Regions from separate parts of the Homo sapiens genome. Here region 2 is linked to region 1. A link is a contact called in ENCODE Hi-C or POLR2A ChIA-PET data. All regions are on one chromosome and are shown on one strand. Each heading gives the region's core, a stretch centred on a gene start or an enhancer-like site at or near the end of the contact. The rest is flanking DNA. Distances are from core to core; before and after follow the strand shown.

Region 1 (4,182 bases), core at 248-2,747:
TTAGTTCAGAGTTACAAGGTTTTTGTTGTTGTTGTTTTGTTTTAGAGACAAGATTTTCCTGGGTGGCCCAGACTGGAGTGCAGTGGCTATTCACAGGTGCAGTCATGGCTCACTGAAGCCTCTAACTTCTGGGCTCAAGCGAGCCCCCTCTCAGCCTCCCGGGTAGCTGGAACCACAGGCACGAGTCACCACACCCGGGAAAGGCCAATTTTTAAGTTGGTTTAACTGACCTGTGTTCCCACCCACAACTACCGGAACACTTCTAAGTTTCTACTTACTGGCCTGTTCCAGCAACACAAAAATGGCAGGCCTGCCACATCAGGATCAAAGGTAATTAGTATTACAAATTAGTAATTTGCAGCGATTATCTAATTAATATCCATCCAGAGTTCCAAAATATAGTGGAAGAGGCTAATCAGAGATACCAAGATCCACTGGATCTCGGCCTGCCACCGCCCCCCACGCCCTGGCAGCTCTGTCCCTTTACCTTCTACAGACCCGTCCAAAGGGTAGCTCCTCATAGCTCTCACCCTGCACGGCAGGGAGCTCAGTCCCCAAAGCCTTCCCTCCGCTGTTCCCGGCTTCGCTGGAGCCGTCCTTCCCTCAGCCCCGGCTGGCTTCTCGGCTAGGCCCTCTGCATGTGTAGCGTCAGGCAATGGTAAGAACTGCGGGAAAATAGCGGGTGAAGGGATGCTGGTTTGGAGAGAGAGGGGACGGCAATTTTAGATAAAATCACCAGGGAAACCTCTCCCATGGGAAACACTGAAACGGAACCCTGCGGGATGAGAGTGAGCCACACGCTATCTGTGGAAAAGCGGTGCAGACGCAGGTCAGTGGGGTCATCCCTTGCTCTGTATCTTTCACACCTGCGCAGCCGGGTCCAGGGGTCAGAAAACAAAGAAAAATTATGCAAGAAAGGAGGCAGCCTTAGGCCGGGCGCGGTGGCTCACGCCTGTAATCCCAGCACTTTGGGAGGCCGAGGCGGGCGGATCGCCTGAGGTCAGGAGTTCAAGACCAGCCTGACCAACATGGAGAACCCCTGTCTCTAGTAAAAATACAAAATTATCTGGGCGTGGTGGCGCATGCCTGCAATCCCAGCTACTCGGGAGGCTGAAGTAGGAGAATCGCTTGAACCCGGGAGGCGGAGGTTGCAGTGAGTCGAGATTGCGCCACTGTACCCCAGCCTGGGCAATAAGAGCGAAACTCTGCCTCAAAAAAGAAAAAAAACGAGGCAGCCTTTCCAGCACCCAGAGCCCCGCCCTCTCCGGCCCCGATTCCCAGGGCTCCGCCCCTTGCCTCACATTCCCTCCGCTCCGCCCTAATCGGTTCCGCCCAGTCCCTTGGTCCGGGGATGGCCCCGCCTTAAGGACCATGACTCCGCCCCTCTCCGCTCTCCGTAGTTACGAAGCTGGGCGTCAACGATTGGGCTGAGTCGGAGACTTCCTTTCCTGATTGGCCGTGTTGTACGGCGGCTTCTCGCGCAGCTGATGACCTGGAAGTGATGCCTAAAGCTGTGGACCGCGTGGGCTCGCCTCCCTGGGACTAGGTTTCAGCGGCCGCTGCGATGACCAAAATAAAGGCAGATCCCGACGGGCCCGAGGCTCAGGCGGAGGCGTGTTCCGGGGAGCGCACCTACCAGGAGCTGCTGGTCAACCAGAACCCCATCGCGCAGCCCCTGGCTTCTCGCCGCCTCACGCGGAAGCTCTACAAATGCATCAAGAAAGGTGAGGCGGACGGCGGCGTGGCCGGGATGGGTGCGCGGGTGGGATGGGTGCGCGGGTGGCTGAGCGAGGCCCCCGACCGACTCTTCTGTCGTTGCAGCGGTGAAGCAGAAGCAGATTCGGCGCGGGGTGAAAGAGGTTCAGAAATTTGTCAACAAAGGAGAAAAAGGGTAAGAACCTTCCTTCCTCTGGATTTTGCATTTCTAAACGTTAACGGAGAAATCTCTACTTAGTAGGCGCGCAGTAAAAAGGTTAACTCTGACCTAGCCCCATATACAGAAGCCAATCAAGCAGTCGGTAAAGTCCCTTTGGTACAATACCGGTACGACAATACCGGTACACCACGTATACCAGCTCAAAGTGAATTCCAAAGTGAAGCGAATTGTGTAAGCAAAGTCCCTTAGAGTAAACCCACCTTCATTAATTCAGGGACCCTCCTCCCCGGGCTCCGCTCCTTGCCTCAGATTACCTCCGGCCCCCGCCCTAATCCTCTCAGCCCTGAATCTCAGTCCTAGGGATGACCCCTCTCCGGCTCTGTATTTAAGGAACTGAACGTTAACGTTTTTGTTTGTTTTTGAGATGGGTCTAGCTCTCACCCAGGTTGGAGTGCGGTGGTGCGATCACAGCTCGCTGCAGCCTCGTCCCCCTGGGCTCAAGCGATCCTCCCACCTCAGCCTCCCGAATAGCTGAGACCACCGGCTTGCGCCACGCCTGGCTGTTGTTATTGTTGTTTTGCAGAGACAGAGGAGTCTCGCCATGTTGCCCGGGCTGGTCTTGAACTCCTGGGCTCAAGGAATCCTCCTGCCTCAGCCTCCCGAAGCGTTGGGATTACAGGCATGAGCCACCGCGCCTGGCAGCCTTAACAATTGAATGTACTCTTTTTCAGGCACTGTGTTATGGGGGAAACAGTGACATTCATTCATCAGATAATGACACACACACAACTAATTACACGTTGTGATAGATAGCCATGAAGGAAAATAACAGAGTGCAATGATAACTTCATCACCCCACTTTTCTTAATGGCATTTATCAAAGTTTGAACCTTGTTTACATTTTTCTTCCCTTTATCACCCTCTCAGGCCAGATGGTAAGCTCCTTCAGAACAGGGCCTCCTTGCTTTATCCCAAGAAGTGAAACTGTAGGTGCTCAAGAGATCAATAATGTTGGGCAGACTTGATGCTCAACGGCATCTAACCTAGCTGGGGAGGGCGCATCTGGGGAAGTTTCCCTCAGCAGTCACATTTGAGCTGAGGTCTTAAGACACAGGGATTAATTGGGGGGTGGGTGGGAGGATTCTGCCAGAAGAAAGAGTGGGCCTCTGGGCAGGAGAGGGTCTGGTGAGCAGAAGTGCTACCTTCTTAGGGGGCCTTGTAGGACACAGTAAATTTAGTTTTTATACTCAGCACTTTGGAGGCTATTAGGGGTTAAAGCCAGGAAGTGACATAATTTTTATTATTTTTTACACCCTAAGATTTTTCTGACAATTGAAGAAAGGATTAGAGAGGTACGAGTAGGTTTGGGAAAGTTCAGGTAGTAGACTACTGTAGTCCTGGAGAGGTGATGGTGGAGACAGAGTTAAAGGGGACAGATTTGAAAGGACTTTCAGATGTGGAGAATGGGGAGGTATTGACGACTTCTAGGTTCTGACATGCCCAGCTGGAGGGACAGAGGGCCCAATCTTGAGATGTGAACAGTGGAGGGGGACCAGATTTGTGTAGAAAGATCACAAATTTGGGTCTGGGTAAGTTTTTGAGGTGCTGTAGAGACACATGACTTCCACCCCGCCCCACACCAGGAGAACTGTCAAACAGGCAGATGGCTATAGGGGTTTGGAGCATGGAAGAGAGAGGGCCAGGCTGGAGATAGTACATCTGGGAGTTTTCAGCACATAGATGGCACCTGACCCCATGGCAGTGGCTCCGGTCAGCCAGGAAGAAGGTCCTGAGAGGAGAGGGCAGCCGAGGACAAGGCTGTGAGGAACACTCACAGTGAAAGGCGCTTAACAGAAGGGGAGCCAGCAGAGGGCCCAGAGGAGCACTAGGAGTGCGGAAGCATTCTTTCAGCCGAGGGCTCTGTCCTTGTGTGTCCGCCTGTTATCCAGCATGGGAGAGCAGACTTTTCCTTCTGTGTCTTAGGCTCCTGAGGCCCTTGCCCCCCAGCCTTGACACCTGGCCAGCTAGGAACCCTGGCTGAGTCTCTGGCAAGCTTTCATTGCCTCACTGTCACTCTTGGGACAGAGCCCATGCTTCTTAGCCTGGTACTCAAGGTCTTGGGGGTGTCCCCTGCCAGTCTCTCGGCTGTGTCTGGTGCCGTTCTGATTCTCACACCACATGCTCTCCCCCGCCCCAGCCCCTCCGTGGGCTGCCTGCCACACAGTCATCCATCAGCGTGCTGTTCAAGTGTCACCTCCTGGTTGAACCCTTTTTTGACTCTCCAAAGAGAGCTGAGCTCATACACC
Region 2 (4,499 bases), core at 1,301-3,800, 610 kb after region 1:
TCAAGGTTGTGTAGAAGTTCTCCAGAGGACAAGGTGGTAGAAAGGAGTCTAAACAAAGGAAGGAACTTGTACAAAGACCCAGGGCGAGCACCACTCATTTGGAGAGTCGGGAGAGATCCGGCTGAAGGGGCTAGCAGGGTTCTTGAAAACCACACCAAGAGGTTTAGGCTTTATCCTGTAGGTGGTGAAGAATCAATGAAAGGTTTTAAGCAGGAAAGAGAACGTGATGTGCTTCAATACATTCTCTGATAGCATGTGAGGAAGTAATTCTCAGTGGGAGAGACAGCTGTGATTGCTTGATTCCACCTCTCCCTTGCCCCAAGCTAATAATCATCAGATCCCCTGTGCTTTGCTGGACCCTATCCCAGACTTACAGAGTCAGTCTCCAGGTCTGGATCCCAGGTATCTATTGTTGAATTGTTCCCAAGTGACTCTGACATGTGACTGGGTCTGGGAGCTGCTGAATTGAGGGTGCCAGGGGGATCTTTGAGGAGACCTAGGGTATTCTTCAAACAGTGGGTTTCCCAGGGAGGAGCTTTTCCATAAACAAGAACAGAAACAACCTTAGTTTAAAACAGAACAAAAAACCTTCCCCCAGTTCTGATCTATTAATGATATTTGCCAACTTCCATTGTGTATAATCTTCCATTGTGTATCCAAACACTTACCTGTGCCTACTCTGTGCTACAGCTTCTGCTGAATGACTGCAATACAGTGACTTGTGGGACACAGGCTCTGCCCTTGAAAAGCTCACAGTATTGTGGAAAGGACAGATTTCAACCACTAGAATATATATGATAAGCTCTATTCTAGAGATACGTTTTTAAACAAAAGAGTGTTAGGATATCCTAGAGCAAAGCCAAGTTCATTCTTCCTGTGGACTTAAGAGGATGTAACACCCAGATCGAGCCTAAAAAAAAGAGAAGAAAAAGGCAGAAGGAACAGCATATGGGAAGGTGTGACTACTTTATGTATTTGGTCCTTCTTGGCAGGATGTGCAGAAGCAGAGAAGGACTGAGGAGAGGCATGCTATGTCTTGGGAAGGGCCCTGTGTGTGTGCCTTCGGTTCTGTGCCTGTGAGCCTGCCTTCATCCTTCAGACTCTGGGTGGCTCCCAGCACAGCAGCTGCATGGTTGTGCAGCCTGTGGGCCAACATGCTGCAGTCCATCTCCCCTTCATTCTCCACCAAAGGCCCTTAGCTCCCTTTATTATTTCCCCCTCCATGCTTAGGATGCTTAGCACAAGTGGTAGCTACGAGTAGATCTATCTACTGTGAAAAATGATGTAGGGAAACTAAAGCAGAAAGAAGGGGCTGGTGGAACTGCAAACACTGAAGGTTTTATTAGGAAGTTATAGCCAGAAAACAAGGAGCTGGGGGTTCAAAGAGGCCTTGAAGTCACTTGTCTAGTCCTTCTGTCCTTTGCTTCAAGAAATAAATTTGGGGCCGGGCGCGGTGGCTCACGCCTGTAATCCCAGCACTTTGGGAGGCCGAGACGGGAGGATCACGAGGTCAGGAGATCGAGACCATCCTGGCTAACACGGTGAAACCCCGTCTCTACTAAAAAATACAAAAATTAGCCGGGCATGGTGGCGCGTGCCTGTAGTCCCAGCTACACAGGAGGCTGAGGCAGGAGAATGGCGTGAACCCGGGAGGCGGAGCTTGCAGTGAGTCGAGATCGCGCCACTGCACTCCAGCCTGGGCGACAGAGCGAAACTCCGTCTCAAAAAAAAAAAAAAAAGAAATAAATTTGGTTTGGGCAAGTCTCACTTAGTAAGTTTCCCTGTCATTTCTTCCAGGGCAGAAGAGGAAAGAAACTAACGGGTATTGAGCACCTACTTTGTGCCAGGCCCAGGCCAGGTACTTTACATAATTTATTTCCTTCTGTCCTCACAACTCTGTAAAATATGGTTTTATTCCCATTTCATAAATGAGGAAATTGAGGCTCAAAGAAATTGAGTAATATTCCAAGATCATATTGAAAATGGCAACTGGGATTTGAACTCACAACTGTGTGTCTCGTCCCCAAAATTCATGCTCTTCCTCCTCCATGAGTAACGTGTGCTGGGGTTAGAGTAGCAGAGTGGCAGTTTGACCTGAGGATTCAGGTAAATCTGCGGCTTGGGCCCTCCTTGTGGCTCATTGCACCCAGGAGGCAGTTCAGCGGATGAGCTAGCCTTGTGGGGATATTAAAACAGAAAGTTTTAGGGTTAAGGTCACTAGGATCAGAGAGACTCACTCCCAACCGAGCTTGTACAACCAGAAAGGATTCTCCACTGACTAGTCTCGTAGTGTGAAACAGCTGTTCTACCTCCTGGAAGGGCCTGAGCCCACAGCCTGCATGGAAGTTTGGGTAACAGCTCCAGGGCACTGAGGTGGGGTTGTGTCAGCTCTCTTAGAATTAACTGCAGCTCTGATTGTCAGCATTAGAATAGTCTGAGATTCTTCTCACTGATTGCCCTCTCATCAGTGGCTCAGAGTGACTCATAGCATGTTGGGAAATGCACTGTTTTGGCTCTGTTTTAAATTCTGCCTTTGTGTTGAACAGCTGAGACATGAGCCAGATGGGCTTTAAGCTTTCATTTATTTATTCAGTGAATGCCTGCAATGTGTCAGGCCCAAGCCAAGCCTAGGTTCCTGGGCATACTTAAATGACCAAGGTCCACACACTGCCCCCAGAGGGCTCACATTCTACCAGGAATTTAGGAACAGACAGAATACATCTGTGGCACATTTTGATGATGCTATACTAAATAGAATCAGTTGTGCTTAGCTTGACCAGCAAGAGCTTCATTGACCTTTGACCAGAATCTTAGGGAATGAATAGGAATTGTCAAGGGTAGATGTTTCCCGGCACTTAGCACAATTGGCAGGAGACAGGGACTCTGACAATGTTGAATGAGGGAATAAATGGGTGAATGGAAGAGTGACTGATGATAACTATGACAATGAGTTTTTCTAGGCTGAGGATTAATCATTTTCTCTGCTTCTGAAAGGGAATTTTAGCTGCTGGTGTTGTCCTCTGCCTGCCTTGGTGACAGAGAGGCTCTTGGAGTTGGGTGCCTTGAGAGTAGAGTGCTCTAATGGGCCATTTCAAAATAGAATTTGGGACCTGTTGCAGGGCAGCTGGTTAGATACAGCATGTGTCTTGGGGCAATCCTGTACGAACATACACAAACTCTGGAGATGAAAAAGAATCCATGGGATGAATGAGGCCACGCTGAGTGCTGGAAATTCAATCCAGCTTCAGAGTAGTCCTTGACAGCTGTCTGGTCTGGCAATGGGTTATTCCCAAATTGTGGACAGAAAGGCCAAGCTAGAAAATTGAGTCATGCCCCCAGAGAGCTATCTTTTTTTTTTTTTTTTTTTGAGACAGGCTCTCACTGTTACCCAGTTTGGAGTACAATGGTGCAATCTTGGCTCACTGCAACCTCCGTCACTTGGGCTTGAGCAATCCTCCAACCTCAGGAGACCTTATATATTCCTAAAAATTATTGAGGAACCCAAAGAGCTTTTGTTTGTGTTGTTTATATCTATTGATACTTACCAAATTAAATATTAAAGCTGAGAAAGCTTTAAAATATTTTGTCACTAATTTATTTAAGAAAGACAATATTAAAGCTATCTTGTTAACATAACAATTTTTAATGAAAACTATATTTTCCAAAACAAAATTAGAAGAATGGCCAGGTGTGGTGGCTCATGCCTGTAATGCCAGCACTTTGAGAGGCTGAGGCAGGCGGATCACTTGAGGTCAGGAGTTCAAGACCGGCATGGCCAACATGGTGAAACCCTGTCTCTACTAAAAATATAAAAATTAGTCAGGCGTATTGGCAGGCGCCTGTAATCCTAGCCACTTGGGAGGCTGAGGCAGGAGAACCGCTTGAACATGGGAGGTGGAGGTTGCAGTGAGCTGAGATCATGCCACTGCACTCCAGCCTGGATGACAGAGCGAGATTTCATCTTAAAAAAAAAATTAGAAGAATGGTCTTCTTTTCATTTTTGCAAATTTCTTTTCATCTGGCTTAATAGACTAAAGCTGGCTTCTCATATATGCTTCTGTATTCAGTCTTTTGCAATACATTGTTTTGGTTGAAGTATATGAAAAAAAATCCAACCTCACACAAATATGTAAGTGAGAAAGGGAGGAATGTTTCAGTAGCCTTTCCAAATAATTTCCATTATTGAATTTGAGCCCATATCAGTGAAGTCTTCATACTCATTTACACTAAAATCTATTGGTCGAGCCAGTGCTTTGAATCCATCATGCTTTGGTCATTTGGAAAATAGGCTCACTGGATTTTGCACATCTTCCAAATGTTTTCCATTTCATTTTACAATGCCAAAAGATAACATTTGTTAATATCACCACCAATTTCATCAGAAAAGTCTTCAAGTATTTGGAAGCTGTCAAACTCATGGTGGTAGATGCAAGTTTCAGAATTTTAATTTTCACTTGAAAGCTTGCATTTTATATCATTGCCCACAAATACTGTCAGTT

The links. A loop is a pair of places that touch in the nucleus more often than their neighbours do. ChIA-PET counts read pairs that join two places held with the same protein, here RNA polymerase II (POLR2A). Pooled maps may share reads with other maps.
Region 2: POLR2A ChIA-PET joins it to region 1 with 13 read pairs in OCI-LY7. The contact joins the enhancer-like site here to the promoter of NHP2 in region 1. A Hi-C loop is called at or near these places in 2 of 168 maps with a recorded cell type or tissue (CD8-positive, alpha-beta T cell and naive thymus-derived CD4-positive, alpha-beta T cell), 2 of 37 single-sample maps with no recorded cell type and 12 of 50 pooled maps. POLR2A ChIA-PET finds 5 or more read pairs at or near these places in 7 of 52 experiments (BJ, GM12878, H1 and 4 more).

The regions. Positions count from the first base shown.
Region 1 is chr5:178,151,200-178,155,381 of GRCh38, reverse strand. NHP2 (NHP2 ribonucleoprotein) reads left to right here and starts at 1,497. Exons shown (of 4, transcript NM_017838.4): 1 at 1,497-1,724; 2 at 1,822-1,891. The coding sequence starts at 1,565. RefSeq lists an enhancer at 3,929-4,182.
Region 2 is chr5:177,544,527-177,549,025 of GRCh38, reverse strand. All of the region lies in intron 1 of FAM193B (family with sequence similarity 193 member B), which reads left to right. Among named protein-coding and RNA genes, the nearest start is that of FAM193B, 7.8 kb to the left of the region's middle. Within about 2 kb of position 2,550, at least 20 of the 41 ENCODE cell types and tissues checked have a DNase peak (open chromatin) inside an H3K27ac peak, as active enhancers do; they include PC-9 and Panc1, where a contact is called at or near this core.